2 separate regions of the Homo sapiens genome follow, and region 2 is linked to region 1. Evidence: chromatin loops called from intact Hi-C (ENCODE). Cell type or tissue: heart left ventricle. All regions are shown on one strand.

The links. Hi-C counts contacts between places; a loop is a spot of excess contacts. Peaks named below come from ENCODE experiments on the same cell type or tissue, not always from the same donor. Only the 100,000 strongest peaks of a DNase experiment are listed, where the experiment ranks them.
Region 2: it touches region 1 in a loop (8-fold over the local background); 15 of 110 quality-filtered maps call a loop at or near these places.

What each region holds. Positions count from the first base shown.
Region 1 is chrX:3,545,726-3,553,725 of GRCh38, forward strand. No RefSeq gene overlaps it. Among named protein-coding and RNA genes, the nearest start is that of SNORA48B, 17 kb to the left of the region's middle. RefSeq lists an enhancer at 6,907-7,858. In heart left ventricle, a CTCF peak has its summit at 3,139 (motif pointing left); no DNase peak of the experiment used is centred here; H3K4me3 peaks cover 955 bases; H3K27ac peaks cover 648 bases.
Region 2 is chrX:3,241,510-3,249,509 of GRCh38, forward strand. No RefSeq gene overlaps it. Among named protein-coding and RNA genes, the nearest start is that of LINC01546, 26 kb to the right of the region's middle. In heart left ventricle, a CTCF peak has its summit at 3,595 (motif pointing right); no DNase peak of the experiment used is centred here.

The DNA of each region.
Region 1 (8,000 bases):
CCAGAAGGTTCTAGATTTATATTGAAGAAGAGTTTTATAAGTTGGACAGTGATGTTATTTGTTTTCGAAAAGCAGTGACACTGATGGCCTTAGAGGCTAGGTACCTTAGAAAGGATATATTTTCATGTGCATAGAAAGATTCCTCCCTCCCTCCCTTCCTTCCTTCACTAAAAGCCATCCTTAGCTCAAGGAGAGGGAGTGCTTCCTTGCTAACAGCCTTGCAAGACACGGGATTCTCCAGGCAGGACGAGGAGCTGAACATTTCCAGAAACCTGGTCAGATGGTTCTGCATTCTTCTAAAAGATTTGCTGAGACACATCCACTTGCTGCCCTCATGGCAAAAGATCGCATAGATCTTGTTGCCATCTTCTGTGTCTCAGCGAAATAGCCCTGAGCAAAATCGCACATTAAATCTTCTGGTTGCAGAGTTAACTCATCTGTTCTCAAACAACCTGGCTTACAGAAGTGGATGCCAATCCAAAGCATGCCCAGAGGGCACATGGGTATTCTTTAATGAGCCAACTTTCATTACATAAGACACTCAATTGTGATCATTGGTGAATTTATCAAGTTGGCAGGGCATGTTTCCACACAGTCATCCTTTTTATTCTTCAGACATCTTTACTCTTTCATCAGCCCAGAGAAACAAATGTTTAGAGACGATGATATTTTCTCAATGTGTACTGCAGTTTACTATGCAGAACCCCTAACATAGACACCAGCTCTCATGGCCTGAATGCTTTGATTACTGTAGATGATCAATTCAGAGGTATTATTAGATCTCAGAGTGAATTGATTTTTGGTTTTTTTTGGAAGATGGGAAAGGTGGAGTTCACCAAGAGTCACTCTGCTCATTCCAAGACCCTCAACTCTCCATGAAGTTCTTCATTTTTGTCTCAAGTAATTCTTTTAAGTATATGTGCTCACCCAATAAAAATCTCTGTCTTGGTGAAATTGTGGAGGTGTAAAGTCAGACAGAGAGAGAAACTCTTGTTGCCTTCTTTAAAGGATAAACATGCCTTTTTCTGATCAAACTTGAGACCCTCCAAAATTAAACTAGCTGTTAAGTGTGTGACCCCAAAAGGAAAGGAAAAGGTAAAAGGAAGGAAGGAAGGAAGGAAAAGAGGGAGGGAGGGAGGGAAGGAAGGAAGGAAGGAAGGAAGGAAGGAAGGAAGGAAGGAAAAGAGGGAGGCAGGGAGGGAGGGAAGGAAGGAAGGAAGGAAGGTAGGAAGGAAAAGAGGGATGCAGGGAGGGAGGGAAGGAAGGAAGGAAGGAAGGGATCTTTCTATGCACATGAAGATGTATCATTTCTAAGGTACCCAGCCTCTAAGGCCATCATTGTCACTGAAATGTTGTTGTTGCTGTTGTTTGTTTTTGAGAGAGTTTCACTCTGTTGCACAATCACAGCTTCACTGCAGCCTCAAACTCCTGGGCTCAAGCAATCCTTCTACCTCAGCCTCCCAAGTAGCTGGGACCACAGGCGCATGCCACCATGCCCAGCTAATTTAAAAAAAAAAAATTTAGAGATGGGTCTCACTACGTTGCTCAGGCTGGAGATTATTTTTTAAACCAAAAAATATGAGAAATCCTTAGCCCCCTACTTCCATTTGTATTTTGCTTCTATCTAAAAAGTACCCAAGTTGTTTAATTTCACAACCTGAAAGCACTGGAAAGCTTTAGATTGGAAATGCAGGATTTCACTTTATGCGATGGGACTAGACCATCACAAGATCTAGTGGTGACTTGAATTTTGATGCCACAGATAATCCTCTTTGTTCAAAGTGCCCTGTTTAGAAATTCATACATCAGGCAATGCAGCCCTTACAATATGTTTTCATTGTGATATTGAGGAAGAAAAGATACAGGAAGGGAGAAAGGAAAAGATGCAAAAAATGAGGAAAACATTACATACTTTATAAAATATAAGAACCATAGGCTGGGTGTGGTGGCTCACACCTGTACTCTTAGCACTTTGGGAGGCCAAGGCAGGAGGATTGCTTGAGCCCAACAGTTCGAGACCATCCTGGGCAACATAGCAAGACTCTATCTCTAATTTTTTTCATAAAAAATAAAATAAAAAATAAAAAAGAACTATGAAAAGAAGGGTTTTTTTTGCCCTCAGGAAACTTGCAATCTAAATTTTCTTCTAAACCCGGATTTGCTTTAAATGACTTGTCTAAATAAACTTATCTTTCCATGTCATTTTTTATCTTGTTTTTTTAGTTGTTGTTTGCTTACTAAACCTAAGCCTGGGGGCCAGGAGTGGTGGCTCACACCTGTAATCCCAGCACGTTGGGAGGCCAAGGCAGGCGGATCACTTGAGGTCAGGAGTTTGAGACCAGCCTGGGCAACATGGTGAAACCCTGTCTCTACTAAAAATACAAAAATTAGCTGGGTGTGGTGGTGAGTGCCTATAATCCCAGCTACTGGGGAGATTGGGCAGGAGAATCACTTGAACCTGGGAGGCGGAGGTTGCAGTGAGCCGAGCTCGCGCCACTGCACTCCAGCCTGGCAACAAAGTGAGACCCTGTCTCAAAAATAAATAAATGAAGAACCTAAGCCTTGAAGAAATAAATCTTTTAAAATTTCATTATGATTTTACTTTTGCTACCAACAACACCAGCCTTCTCTAAAAATCTAACTTTTGCTTGTCAACACTCAAAAACAACATTGGTGGAAGCCAAATGTACCTCAAAAGATGAATTTCATGCTTTTTTAGAGGAAAAAGCCTCATGAACTGTGCTAGGTATTTTGATGATCAGCTCTTCGCATGGACATCTTGTCATGAATATTTATTCATAGGACATTTTCTTTTCTTTTTTAAAGGCTAATTGATATTTTCATCTGAGCCAAACAGTAAATGTGGCATAGGGAAAGTTGTGTCTCACTATTGGATTCCTGAGTTAGTGAAAGAAAAGAGCTTGTATCTTCTAAAAGTGGAGGTGAATTATGTTTATTCTATAAAATACATAATAAATATCAATAATAATAGATACATAAGAGTCATAATTCTCTATGGGAAGTTATTTCTATAGCGGAGTAAGAAAAATCTACTGAACCTCCCTCTCTGCCACCACAAATAAACTTCCACGTCCCCAGGGAAAACCTTGTTAAGTGGTATACACTGCCCTCTTGTGCAGACTGTTTAAACAGAAAAGATCTCACGCACCTATTACATAAAACATTTTTTAAAGCTCTGCATAAAGGAGGAAGACAACTAAATCTGCCAAGGTTTCTTGTTGATTTATTATAGCTGTTTCATAATCCACAAAGCCATAGTCAGCAATACCCGCAAACATTCTGTATACAAACGACTAGCTAGGTTTACAGTTCAAATGAGTATAAACTAAATTGTTTCTGTTTCCAAGAATTAAGCAACCATGGATTTTTTTTAAATGTTCCAATTCGCAATGTTCAAATCTATGTGGTACACTTATCTTTTAAGCGTTTTGCAAGATGCACCAGCACCACGTATAATATGATTCGCCAGCCACAAAAGAACCAGTCATGCCTGAGATTTCTAGAAAATTTTACAATGGTTAAAAATGTCTCCACTGGGGCGTTTGTGTTGGTTTTCCTGAAAGGCATGGGATGGTCGTGCAGCCGATTCTCATAACGTCGGGATTGCTTTCTCTCTCTCTCTCTCTCTCTCTCTCTCGTCTCCGTCTGCAAAACAATGGAGCAGGGTTTTCCTGGCTTCTTCTGCTTAGCGCCACTTTTCTTTTCTTTTTAATTCCCAGGTCCACAAACAATTTTTAGAGCTAAAAGAAAAGGTATGTGGCAATACTTAATTGCTGGACCCATGAAGCCAGGAGGATCTGAGACTCACTCCGAGAGCCAGGGACTTTCCAATGCGTTGGGAAGCAGCCTCTGCAGGAAGCTCGGCATGGGAAAAAGCTGTACCGGCTGCAAATCGTCCCTTCTGGTTCCGGCGAGTGACAGCAGAGGGTGACACAGATGCTCACATTGTCAGTGGTCCTTGCTGTGTTCATCTGACCCTGCGGTGCTCCACACAGGCAACTATGTCCCCAGGGACACTCGACAATGTCTGGAGATAGCTTTGGGTGTCGCAACCGGGGTGGTTGGTGCTCCGGGCATCTGGTGGGTGGAACCCAGGGACACTGCTCAACACCCTGCAGTGCACAGGACACCCCACCCCAGAGGATCATCCACCCAGCCTTAAATGTCCACACTTTGAGAAGGACTGTACTAGAGGATTGATCTGTAGCATTCTAATCCTTATCAGAATCCCAACCTCCATGGTGTCAAGGGAGAAAAACGTGTGTCTCTATTCACGAGAGAAAGAAAAGCTGAGTATCAGGCAGGACTGGGGTGTGCGGAAGCAGGTGAAGTGGAGCTTCAGAAGAGTGGCCCCATGGGCTTTTGAGGGGACTTCTCTGTTGGGTCGTCTAAATCTTCATCCCAAACTCCCCAGTCAATATGTGGTGGATTCGTGTGAAACAAAAAGAGACCAATCGATTTATCTTCATCACCTAAGAGGCCATTCATTATGAAGTAGGAGACCCAACTTGACTCCGGAGGCAGGGACTTAGACTTTGGACCACACTGAAGACTAGCTAAAATAGGGAAGTGGCAATAGCAATAGCTCCTCTCCATAAGACACGCCCACCAGTGCCATGTCAGTTTACTGTTACCATAGCAACACCTGGAAGTTACCGCCCCTTTCTGTGGCAATGATCCAAGAACATGGAAGTTACTACTCTTTTTCTTGAAATCTCTGCATAATCTGCCCCTTAATTTGCATGCCATTAGAAGTGGGTATACATATGACTCCAGCACTGCCTCTGAGCTGCTGTTCTGGACGCACTGCCTATTGGGTAGCCCTGCTCTGCCAGGAGCAGGACCTCTGCTGCTGCTGCTGTGCACTGCCACTTCAGTGAAAGTGGGGGTGGCTCACGCCTGTAATCCCAGGACTTTGGGAGGCTGAGGTGGGTGGATCACTTGAGGTCAGGAGTTCGAGACCAGCTTGGTCAACATGGTGAAATCCCATCTCTACTAAAAATACAAAAATTAGCCAGGTGTGGTCATGTGCACCTGTAGTCCCAGCTACCAGGAGGCTGAGGCAGGAGAATCACTTGAACCCTGGAGGTGGAGGTTGCAGTGAGCCGAGATCACGCCACTGCTCTGCAAGTTGCTGTCTAACACCACGGGCTCACCCTGAAATGTTTTCCTGGGTGAAGCCAAGAACCCTCCCAAGCTAAGCCCCCAGTTTGGGGGCTCACCTGCCCTGCAACAATTAGACAACCACAGTCTGAATCAAGGACTCTCTGAATGGGATAACACATAGGTTCCTACGACAGCGAGGAAACTTCTAGAATTGCCTGGGGCTAAGGGTTTCCCCAGGATGTGGGACCTTCAGCTTTAAAACCACAAAAGTCCTGGGCAAACTGTAACAGACAGCCAATAAGCACAGTTATTCTCCAGCCTGGCTCCAGAGGTCTTCGCTAGGCAGCAATTTAATTTTTAATATGGAAAATATGGCTAAAACTTATTTTTATAGTATTTTAGGAAACAGGGCATCATTATCTCACATTGCAAATTTAAATCCCAATAGATATTAGACCTTCAAAAAATAAGAATAAGGAGAATTTGCTTAAAATTGCAAATAGAGGAATGCTGTCATGAACTTCCTACTTTGTATCTGTCATAATTCTGAATCTAAATCACAATTAGCCTGCAACTGACACTGTAATAGTCACCAAAATTTGCAATACCTGCACAGAGTATAGTCAAAGAATTTCAACCAAATCCTTTCTGTTGATCCAACAAAATAAAATGTATACAGATATGAAGGGCATTGGAGAATGGTGAACAAGTATACTTGGCGTGGCTGGAGCAGTGGCTCACATCTTTAATCCCAGCCCTTTGGGAAGTTGAGGTAGGAGGATTACTTGAACCTAGGAGTTCGAGACAAGCCTGGGCGACAGAGCAAGACCCTATCTCTAAAAATATTTTAAAAATTAGCCAAGCCTGGTGGTATCTACCTGCAGTCCCAGCTACGCAGGGGGCTTAGGTAAGAGGATCGCTTGAACTCAGGAGGTGGGGGCTGCAGTGAGCTATGACTGCACCAATGCACTCCAGCTTGGGTGACAGAGTGAGAACCCCGTCTCTAAAAAAAATAAACTTAGGAAAATAAAATAAATAATAAAAAATGCACTCCAGCTTGGGTGACAGAATGAGACCCTGTCTCTAAAAAAATAAAATTAGGAAGATAAAATTAAATTTAAAAATAAAAAAGATACTTGGTGAATTTCTCCTCCACAGGGGAGCTGGCTCCCAGAAGGAAAGAAAGGCCATCCACATTCTACAGATGAACAAGTTCACTCCTCACTGAATCCTGTGCATTAGCTTCTCAGATCATCGCAGGATCTCCTTGACTGGAAAGTCAGAAACAACCGTGGCCATAACTACCACCATCAAAACCAGGAATACACTCCTTGCATTTAGGATTAGATGCAGGTTTTGTGGGAGCTGAAGCTTACAAAATTTCAGAAGTCATCTTTCAGAAAATGAATTTGAATGTATCTTACTTTGGGGGATTTTACAAAACTGTACAACCATGTGCAATGAACTGAATGCTTGTGTCTCCCACAATTCCTATGCTGAAATCCTCACCCCCAAGATGATGGTGTCAGGGGGTGAGGCCCTTGGGAGGTGATGAGGTCATGAGGATGGAGCCTCCTGAATGGGATAGATGAGAGATCAATATATACATAGACACAGTTAGGAGGAGATGTCACTTAATAACATGCAAAAGTATCAAAATACAATTGCAAATATATAATATTCATAAAATAAAACATATATACTTACTTTTAAAAAAATACACTATGATTAAACTAGTCATAAAATCAACAACATTCTAAATGTCTAACTAGTCATAAAGTTACCTGTTATAACTTTTGTCATTATTGCATATCAGAGTTTCCCAATCTTGGCACTATTGATATTTGAACCAAGTAATTCTTTATTATGGGAAGCAGCCTGTGCATTGTAGGGTGTTAAGCAGCATCCCTGGCCTCTACTCACCACATGCCAGTAGTACTCTCCCCAGGTGTATTAACCAAAAGTACAAGCAGACATTGCTGAATGCCCCCTGGGGTTTGGGTATGGAGTTCAGAATCACCCCAACTGACAACCACTGACATAGACCTGTGACTTCATTTCCTTACCATCTGTGATTCAGTTTCTCATAGTGTGTGATGGTGAATTTCATATGTCCACTTGGCTAGTGTGATGGTGAATTTTATGCGTCCACTTGACTGGCGTGATGATGAATTTTATGTATCCACCGGGCTGGTGTGATGGTGAATTTTATCCACAGTGCCCAGACGTGTGGTCAAAGGTTACCCTGGATGTTACTGTGTGGGTGTTTTTGGATGAGATGAACATTTCTTTCATGCGCGTCCATGTGAAGAGACCACCAAACAGGCTTTGTGTGAGCAACAGGGCTGTTTATTTCACCTGGGTGCAGGCGGGCTGAGTCTGAAAAGAGAGTCAGCGAAGGGAGATGGGGGTGGGGCCGTTTTATAGGATTTGGGAAGGTAATGGAAAATTACAGTCAAAGGGGGCTGTTCTCTGGTGGGCAGGGGCGGGGGTCACAAGGTGCTCAGTGGGGGAGCTTCTGAGCCAGGAGAAGGAAATTCACAGGGTTAATCACTCAGTTAAGCTGGGGCAGGAACAAATCACCATGGTGGAATGTCATCAGTTAAGGCGGGGCAGGGCCTTTTCACTTCTTTTGTGGATCTTCAGTTACTTCAGGCCATCTGGGTGTATATGTGCAAGTCACAGGGGATGCGATGGCCTGGCCTGGGCTCAGAGGCCTGACATTCCTGCCTTCTTATATTAATAAGAAAAATAAAATAGTGTTGAAGTGTTGGGGCAGTGAAAATTTTTGGGGGGTGGTATGGAGAGAGAATGGACGATGTTTCTCAGGGCTGCTTCGAGCGGGATTAGGGGCGGCGTGGGAACCTAGAGTG
Region 2 (8,000 bases), 300 kb before region 1:
TGTTGGTTTCTAGGCATCAGTGTATGGCAATATGCATGAAGTGTTGCCAACTTGGGTGTAGTAGTCCATTCCTGCCTTGTTATAAAGAATAAATGGAGTCTGGGTAATTTATAAAGAAAAGAGGTTTAATTGGCTCACAGTTCTGCAGGCTGTACAGGAAGCATGATGCTGGCATCTGCTTCTCAGGAGGCCTCAGGAGGCTTTCAGTCACGGCATAGGGTGAAGGGAGAGTAGGTGTCTCACGTGGTGGAAGCAGGAATGAGAGAGTGAGGAGGGGCTACACACTTTTAAATGACCAGATCTCATGAGGGCACACTCACTATCACAAGGACAGTACGAAGGGGAATGGTGCTAAACTATTCATGAAAAATCCACCCACAGGATCCAATCACCTCCCACCAGGCCCCACTGCCAACCTTGGGAATCACATTTCAGCATGAGATTTGAAGCATATCCAAACCATATCACTGGGCATATCACCTGAGCCTTGGGGTTCAGTGTTTACTGAGGCTTCATTGTGATTGATTAATTGTCTATGTGGCTGATCATTCTCCAGTCTCACTGGAAGTCTACCAATACCATGGAACCTGAATCCCATTGTTACTAATGGATGTGGCTACCCTGACTCCAAATCACACTGTTAGACTGCCCAGTGTGAACCAACACCCCTACAGAAACAAATACACTCCTGTCTTTGTTTGGCACACATTCCAAAGGCTTAGATGTCAAGTTTTAGAGTCAACGCCAAACCCAGACCTCTCCTTGAGCAAAGTTAAATTCTAGCCAACTCCAAAGCCCAGACCTCTCCTTGAGCAACGTTAAACTCTTTACCTCCAGGTCTGCAGAACTGAACAGATGTCCACATCCTAATCCCCCATGTGGGAGACAGAATAATGCCCCCAAAGATGCCCACATTCTAATCCCCATGTGGTGGAAAAAATAATGTCCCCAAAGATGTCTGCATCCTAATCCCCATGTAATAGAATACTGGCCCCAGAGATGTCCACATCCTAATCCCCATGTGGTAGACAGAATAATGGCCCCAAAGGTGTCCATGTCCAATGAATATGTTGATTTACATGGTAAAGCAGACTTTGCAGATGAGATCAAGTTAAAAATCTTGAGATGGGGAGATTATTCTGGATTATTTGGGTGGATTCAATGTAGTCTCAGTGGTTCTTATAGAAGGAAGGCAGGGATTCAGAAAAAGAGAAAGAGGAGATGTGACAAAGAGAGTGGAGGTTGGCGTGATGCAGGAAGAAAGAAGGCACCACAAGCCAAGGAATACAGCAACCTCTAGAAGCTGGAAAAAGCAAGGAAACAGATTCATCCATGGAGCATCCAGAAGAACCATTCTTGCAGACACCCTTATTTCAGCCCAGTGAGGCTCAGTTAAATTTCTGTTTTGGCCACTGAAATGAAGCCCCTTCCTTTATAAGGCAAAATACCTAGACCAGCAGCCAGAGGAGTCATGGTTTAAGGTCCTCAGTGGCCTGCGAGTGTCAATGTTGCTACCTTTGGCTGTACCTACAGCCAGCAGCTGCAACCCCCACTCATGGCATAAGATGCCAAAAACTGCAAGGTCACAGGAACATGCAGCCAGCACTTTACGCAGCCTCCATGGGGCTACACAAGAAACCCTGATATTGCAAAACAGCTCAGAGTTCATTGTTTCTCAGCATCCTTCTCAGGGTCTCCTAGATGATGACTTTGGGCATTTAAGGAGCAATTTATGTGTGCCCCTCCCCACTTGGTTAGGAGCCCACTGCAAAGTCTACAGGGGGTTTGGGGAGAAATAAGGACTTCTGTCTATCACTGCTCCAGTTACAATGGAAAGAGAGCCTGTCACATGACCCAAGCAGGCTCCCCCTCCTCCTGCACATGAGCCTATGCTACTGGATGGAAGGAAAAGAAGCTCAAAGCTGCCTTCTCTTAATATCCTTCTCTGACTCAATGATTCCTACCTGGAGGTGGAAGATGCTGAGAGGACACACACGTTTTTATGGAGGGAGAGAAGGAGAGAGAAGAATGGAGGAAGAGAGAGGGAGAGAAGGAAAGGAAGGAAGAGAGAGAAGAAAGAAGAAAGAGAGAGGGATGAAGGAAGAGAGAGGAAGAAAGGGAGAGAAAGAAGGAAGGAAGGAGGGAGGGAGGGAGGGAAGGAAGGAAGGAAGGAAAGAGAGAGAAAGAAAGAGAGAGAAAGGGAAGGAAGGGAAGGGGAGGAGAGGAGAGGAGAGGAAAGAAAAGAGGAAAGGAAAGGAAAAAAATGAAAAGAGGGAGGCAGAGTGAGACAGAGAGTCAGAGAGAGAAAGAGGAAGAAAGAGAGAGGAAAGGAGAGAATAAGAAGGGGGAAATGGAGAAATATAAAAAGGACCAAAAAAAGAAGAGAGGGGGGAGGGAAGGAGAGAGAAAGAAGGAGGAGGAGGAGAGAGAAAGAAAGAAAAACAGGAAGCAGAGGGGAGAAAGAGAAGGAAGTAAGAGAAAGAGAGGGAAAGAGGGTGAGAGAGATAGAGGAACGAATGGTAAATAGAGAGAAGGGAGAAATGGAGAAAGGGAGAAGAGATTAAGAGAAAGAGAAGGAGAGCAGACAGAGAGAGAGATGAGATAGTCAGAGAGATATGAATGGAGGAAGGAAAGGAGAAAGAGAGAGAGAAAAGAAGGAGAAGGAGGAGGAGGAAGAGGAGGAGGAGGAAAGAGAAAGAGAAAGAAAAGAGGGGGAGGGAGAAAGAGAAAGAAGGAAAGAGAGCCAGACAGAAAGGAACAAATGGATAAACAGAGGAAGGAAGGGATGGAGAAAGAGAGGAGAAAAGGAGAGAGAGGGAAGGAAGGAGGGAGTCAGGGAGAAAGAGAGACACTGTGTGCTTGAAGAAAAGTTACAGGACTGGCTATCATTTCCTCCGGAGGCCAACAAAACTCTCCCTGCTCGCTAAGCCCCACTGAATATATTTGAAAGAGCTAGTAAGAGATAAAATAAAATTGCTTTGTGATTATACTCAATGAGTCATGCTTGTTCGACACACCAGTTACATATGCTTTCCCCCTAAGAGCCCTCAAGAAATACCAGTCCTATAGTGTAATAGAGTTGGATCTCCAAGAGCTGTTTAGGAGCAAGAACTCAGCCGACAGGATTTCTGGAGAATTTCTCCTGGCTTGTCTCTGATCAAGCAACGTCACCAAGAGGCGATTATTAACCCCATTGATGTTGGATTCCTCACTTAGAGAAATGACGGAATGACTCCTTGTTCATCCTCAGAGCTCCTTTTATTTTCAAAGTTCTATCTCCTAGGTAAAGATTAAATTTCTGTATTTTATACTAAACAACTCCAGGCTCTAACCGTGTTCGTCTGCCCATGTGTTCAAGATGGGCACGCACATCAGAATATCTTGAACTTGCTGGAAGAAGTTAAGGAGCATTCATGGTCTCCATCTTAGGTGTTTTGGAGGGTCTGTAGAAGGTTGGGGCTATTGCTGCTACAGAGACCATGACTGACTTCATGAGGCTTGTTCTGATTGTTCACAACAATGGGGTTTGGACAAGAAGATGAAGGTGATGTGACAGGGTTAGATCCTGGAGAAACTCAACTCACTTTGGACAGATAATGGGTGTAATGTCCCCTGATTGTCTGGACTTGACAGCAGAGGGCAGCCCACACTTGGACTGGCATTATTCAGCACATGTGCCATTACATGTCATTAACCTTAACATGAAACTTTCACCTCTCAGCCCAGATGTCTTACCCAAAACTTTCTGGGTTTGTGGGTTGATGGGATATCTCTTGGTTGACTGGATTGTTGGCTTGGTGGCTGGGTTTTGCATCTCTGACACTGTCTTCATCTTTTGTCCTCCTGGCTTGAATTTTGGGATGAGGTATTCTGCAGTAGGCAGGCCTATGCAAACCTTTCCCCAAAAGTCCAAGAAAGCTGAGAAGTCAAAGAGAGAGGCTGACACATCTAGTTTCTCAGAAAAAACAAACAAACAAAAAAAACCCCAAAACATTTCATAGGTACTTAAAAACAGAAGCCATGTTTGTGTCTTGGATGGCAGAGAGAGAAGATGGTGGATCTCCACACCACTACCCCCAAATAACCCAGGACTTATATACCATGGAGTAAGGGGTGTGTAGGATGATTGTTTAAGGGCAGGATTTATGGCAAGAACATGCTCTTACACAAGGAACAGTAGATAGAATAGAAATCTTAGAGGCATGCCTGGAACTAGGGTCAATCAGAAGTCAACATGGTGGATTAGCATTCAAGATGGAGCTACTTTAGCCTCCACATGAAGATACTTTGATGATGAATGATGCACCTGTTCTAAAACATGGGTGGGCTGACACCTCAGCACTGGCCCTGGTTTTGTCTCCAGGACTCTCAGCAACTGCAGACCTCACAACTATAGGAACAAGCTTCCTACTCAGGTCCTCTGGCTCTCCAGAGCCTCTCTGTTTCTGAACTGTACTGACAATCCCTGATTCTTTACATGAGTTCCTCACCACTTGCCTCATCCCAGCCGTGAGACTTCTGGATAGGCACAACCACGTGATTATATTATCAAAGGCTTGCCTTCCAACTGAAATAACCTTATAGGAAATTGTTTTGACATTTCAATAAAATAAACCCTCTTGAAGAGAAGCCAACACAAATAACCTTTGTAATAAATTCTGCTGTGCTATAGTAAGATAGTCACAGGAGTTCACTTCCATTCATTGAAAGTTTAGGGGAAAAAAGGGGGAAATCTTACAAGAATATAAGCTCATTCAGTTCATGCGTTCCTAGAAGGAGAGGTTGAGTTTGCATAGCTTGGCTCTTTCTCAAGTCCAAGTCTAGTCAAGAGGCAGTCTTTATAAACAATGATAGACAACTTTTCTGGGGAAAGATTTGTTTGGAAAGAAATGGAGGATAATTCAAAAGAGGTGATTGAAGCCTTAGTACAGTGGGCTTTAAATGATGGGTTGTGTAGTGTTTATTTCTTCCTGTTGGTGGAGGAGAGTGATTAAGGGCTTTTCCTACCTTAAGGTGATCAAAGTGGTATTTTCATAAGATTAATCTGGCGGCAGAATGCAGATAGTTCTCAGCCTCCCCACCCATCCTTGGCGTATATAGAGCACCTGGGGGCACATATGTCCAAGACAGAGACGTATACAGGCAAAGTAATGCTTTAATCTTATGTCTCAGACTAAACATAACTCAGAGGAAGACAATGTTGGGAAGAGCACCAAGAACTTAAGACATTTGTGCACATTCCACATTAGCCATCTTTTACATCACCCCTCGGAGCACGAGAGCTCTTTCACTTACTTTTGGCCAAATTGGATACAGTTTGCCTTCGTAATATGAGGGCTATATAGAGGCATTTCCCAAAATAAAAGAGTTTATACGTTTGACCCATCCCAGATTTTGTTCAATGCTCTAGTTCATGCTTTGGTGGTTTCCTCAGACACAGCTGAATTTATAAACATTCTGAGATGTCCCATAGATAGAGGATTCAACCTCAGTTCTTCCACCTAGCACACTTGCTTATAAAATGACATGTAACCTATGAGTTGGCTGAAGCCATGCTGAAAGCCAATTTTTAGGTTCCAAAGCAGAGAATCTTACAAGGATGTGCTCATTTTCACTTTGAGACACTGAAAGAGTTGGTGTCTAGGTGGTCTGGGATAATAACCTAAGCACATAATAGCTCTAAGCACGTTGTCATTAATCCTTTTATTGGCCATAGACCTCCATGTGGCTAGCCAACTGTAAAGAACACCACCCACCTCAGTGGAAAGCAGGTGAAGGGGAGAAATGCCTCAACCCACTCAACATTAGTAATAGTCAGAATGGAACTGATAGAATAAACCCTGGGCTCACCCCTTAGAGGAAAACTTAAGAGCTTATCTTCCTTTTATATTTTTCATTCTGTAATGAGATTGCTTTTTGCTAGTCTACCAATATATATGCTATTCATTTTTAATGCAAGAAAAAAATATGCATACCTAATACAAACACACACACATGTATGTGTATATGTGTGTGTATGTGTGCATGTATTAGGTAAGTATGTGTGTATGCATGTGTATTTTTTCTTGCATTAAAAAAAAGATAACAGAATCTTTGACCACAAGATTTTGGGTAAAATACCACTTTAGTTTATGGAATAGCAACCTAGTAAAAGAGCATGAATGTTGAAAGTTATAAAGTCAGAATTCTTTGAGGATCAAAGACTTTTTCAGCCCATCAAACATCCAAGAGTAATTCAATGTGAAAATAGGATTTCTTCCCCTTGTGGGGGATTCCTCAATCGCTGTTTCTTCATTTAAGCGACATTTGGACAGGAATAAAATGAGAAAGTACATGATTCTTCCAAAGTCCCTGAATTTTCAATGCGACCATATTGGAGATGTTCTTTTTTGAACAATGTTCCCACAACTAGTAAAGCTTTGTCTAATTCAAGTCCATAAGATAGAGACTATGATACAGACATTTGATAAATATACACCTGAGTTGGTAGGTTGCAGAAGGAGCTGCTTTGTGCTTTGAATAACTCAATTTGGTGATCCACAGTGGATTGGGTGGCTTATTCCCAGATCCTCACCATCCTTTGTGGTCAGTAGATATGTCCAACCAGTTGATATGGAAATGGTCGTGTAGATTTAACTGTAGGACCAAGGCACATGCAGTGGACTTCTTTTGTCCTGGAAGAAATTAGATCAATTTCAGCATTGACAATAACATCTGAGCTTGGGTTGCTTGGCTTTCCTGGAAGCATGTTCTTTGGTGTGCAAAAAGAGGGTAGATATATATAATTAGTTTGAAATTTTTAAGGGACTTTGATCAACCCGTATAAGGGACTTTGATCAACCCGTATAGCTGCATAACGTGTGTGGGCTTTGTGAAATGTGCTGAGCGCTAATTTTTAATTCTTTCAGCAACACACATTCAAATGCAAACCTGAATGTGTTTGTTGTCATGCAAAATTAAAATAAGAAATGTAGAAAATTCTTTAAAATGAAAATGATAGGGACTCACCTTATTTTGTTTTTTGTTTGTGTGTTTATTTTTTGAGAAAGAATCTCGCTCTGTTCCCCTGGGCTGGAGCACAGTGGTGCAATCTCAGCTCACTGCAGCCTCTGTCTTCCAGGTTCAAGCGATTCTCCTGCCTCAGCCTCCCGAGTAGCTGAGATTACAGGCATAGGCCACCACACTCAGCTAATTTTTGTATTTTTTTGTAGAAACAGGGTTTCACTATGTTGGCCAACCTGGTCTCGAACTCCTGACCTTAAGTGACTCTCCCGCCTCGGCCTCCCAAAGCTCTGGGATTACAAGCGTGAGTCAGCGTGCCCGGCCTTTATTTTGTTTCTAAGATGGGAAATGAACCTAAGACTCTTGAAGACATTTACAACGTCAATTTTATCAAAACAATTGAGAGAATTCAGGTCATAATTTTGAGAAACAATAAAAATGGTCAGACAAATGCTGTCTATGACGAGTGAAAGAGCTCTATGAGTTTTAGAACAATGGTCTCCAAGGTAGGGAGATTTTGTTCTATGCCAGGGGACACTTGGCAATGTCTGTAGATATTCTTCAGTGTCACAACTGAGTGGTCTCACTGGCACCTGGTGCGTGGAGCCCAAGGATGTTGCTCGACACCCTACAGTGCACAGGACACCCCCACCACAGAGAATCATCCACTCCGAAATGTCAGCAGTGCCAGCTCAACTGCAAAACCCTGCCTTAGCATGAGAGACTCTGTGTGCCTGTCTGTCATCTATTTATCTATCTCTCTTTTTGTCCACCTATCTGTTATCTGTCTATCATCTATATATCTATCCACCTATCATCTATTTGGTCATCTATCTGTTATCATTATTATCTATCTATATATCTGTTGATTATCTATCTATTTATCTATCAATCCATCTGTATTAGTCCGTTTTCACACTGCTGATAAAAACATACCCAAGACTGGGTAAATTATAAAGAAAAAGAAGTTTAATGAACTCACAGTTCCACGTGGTTGG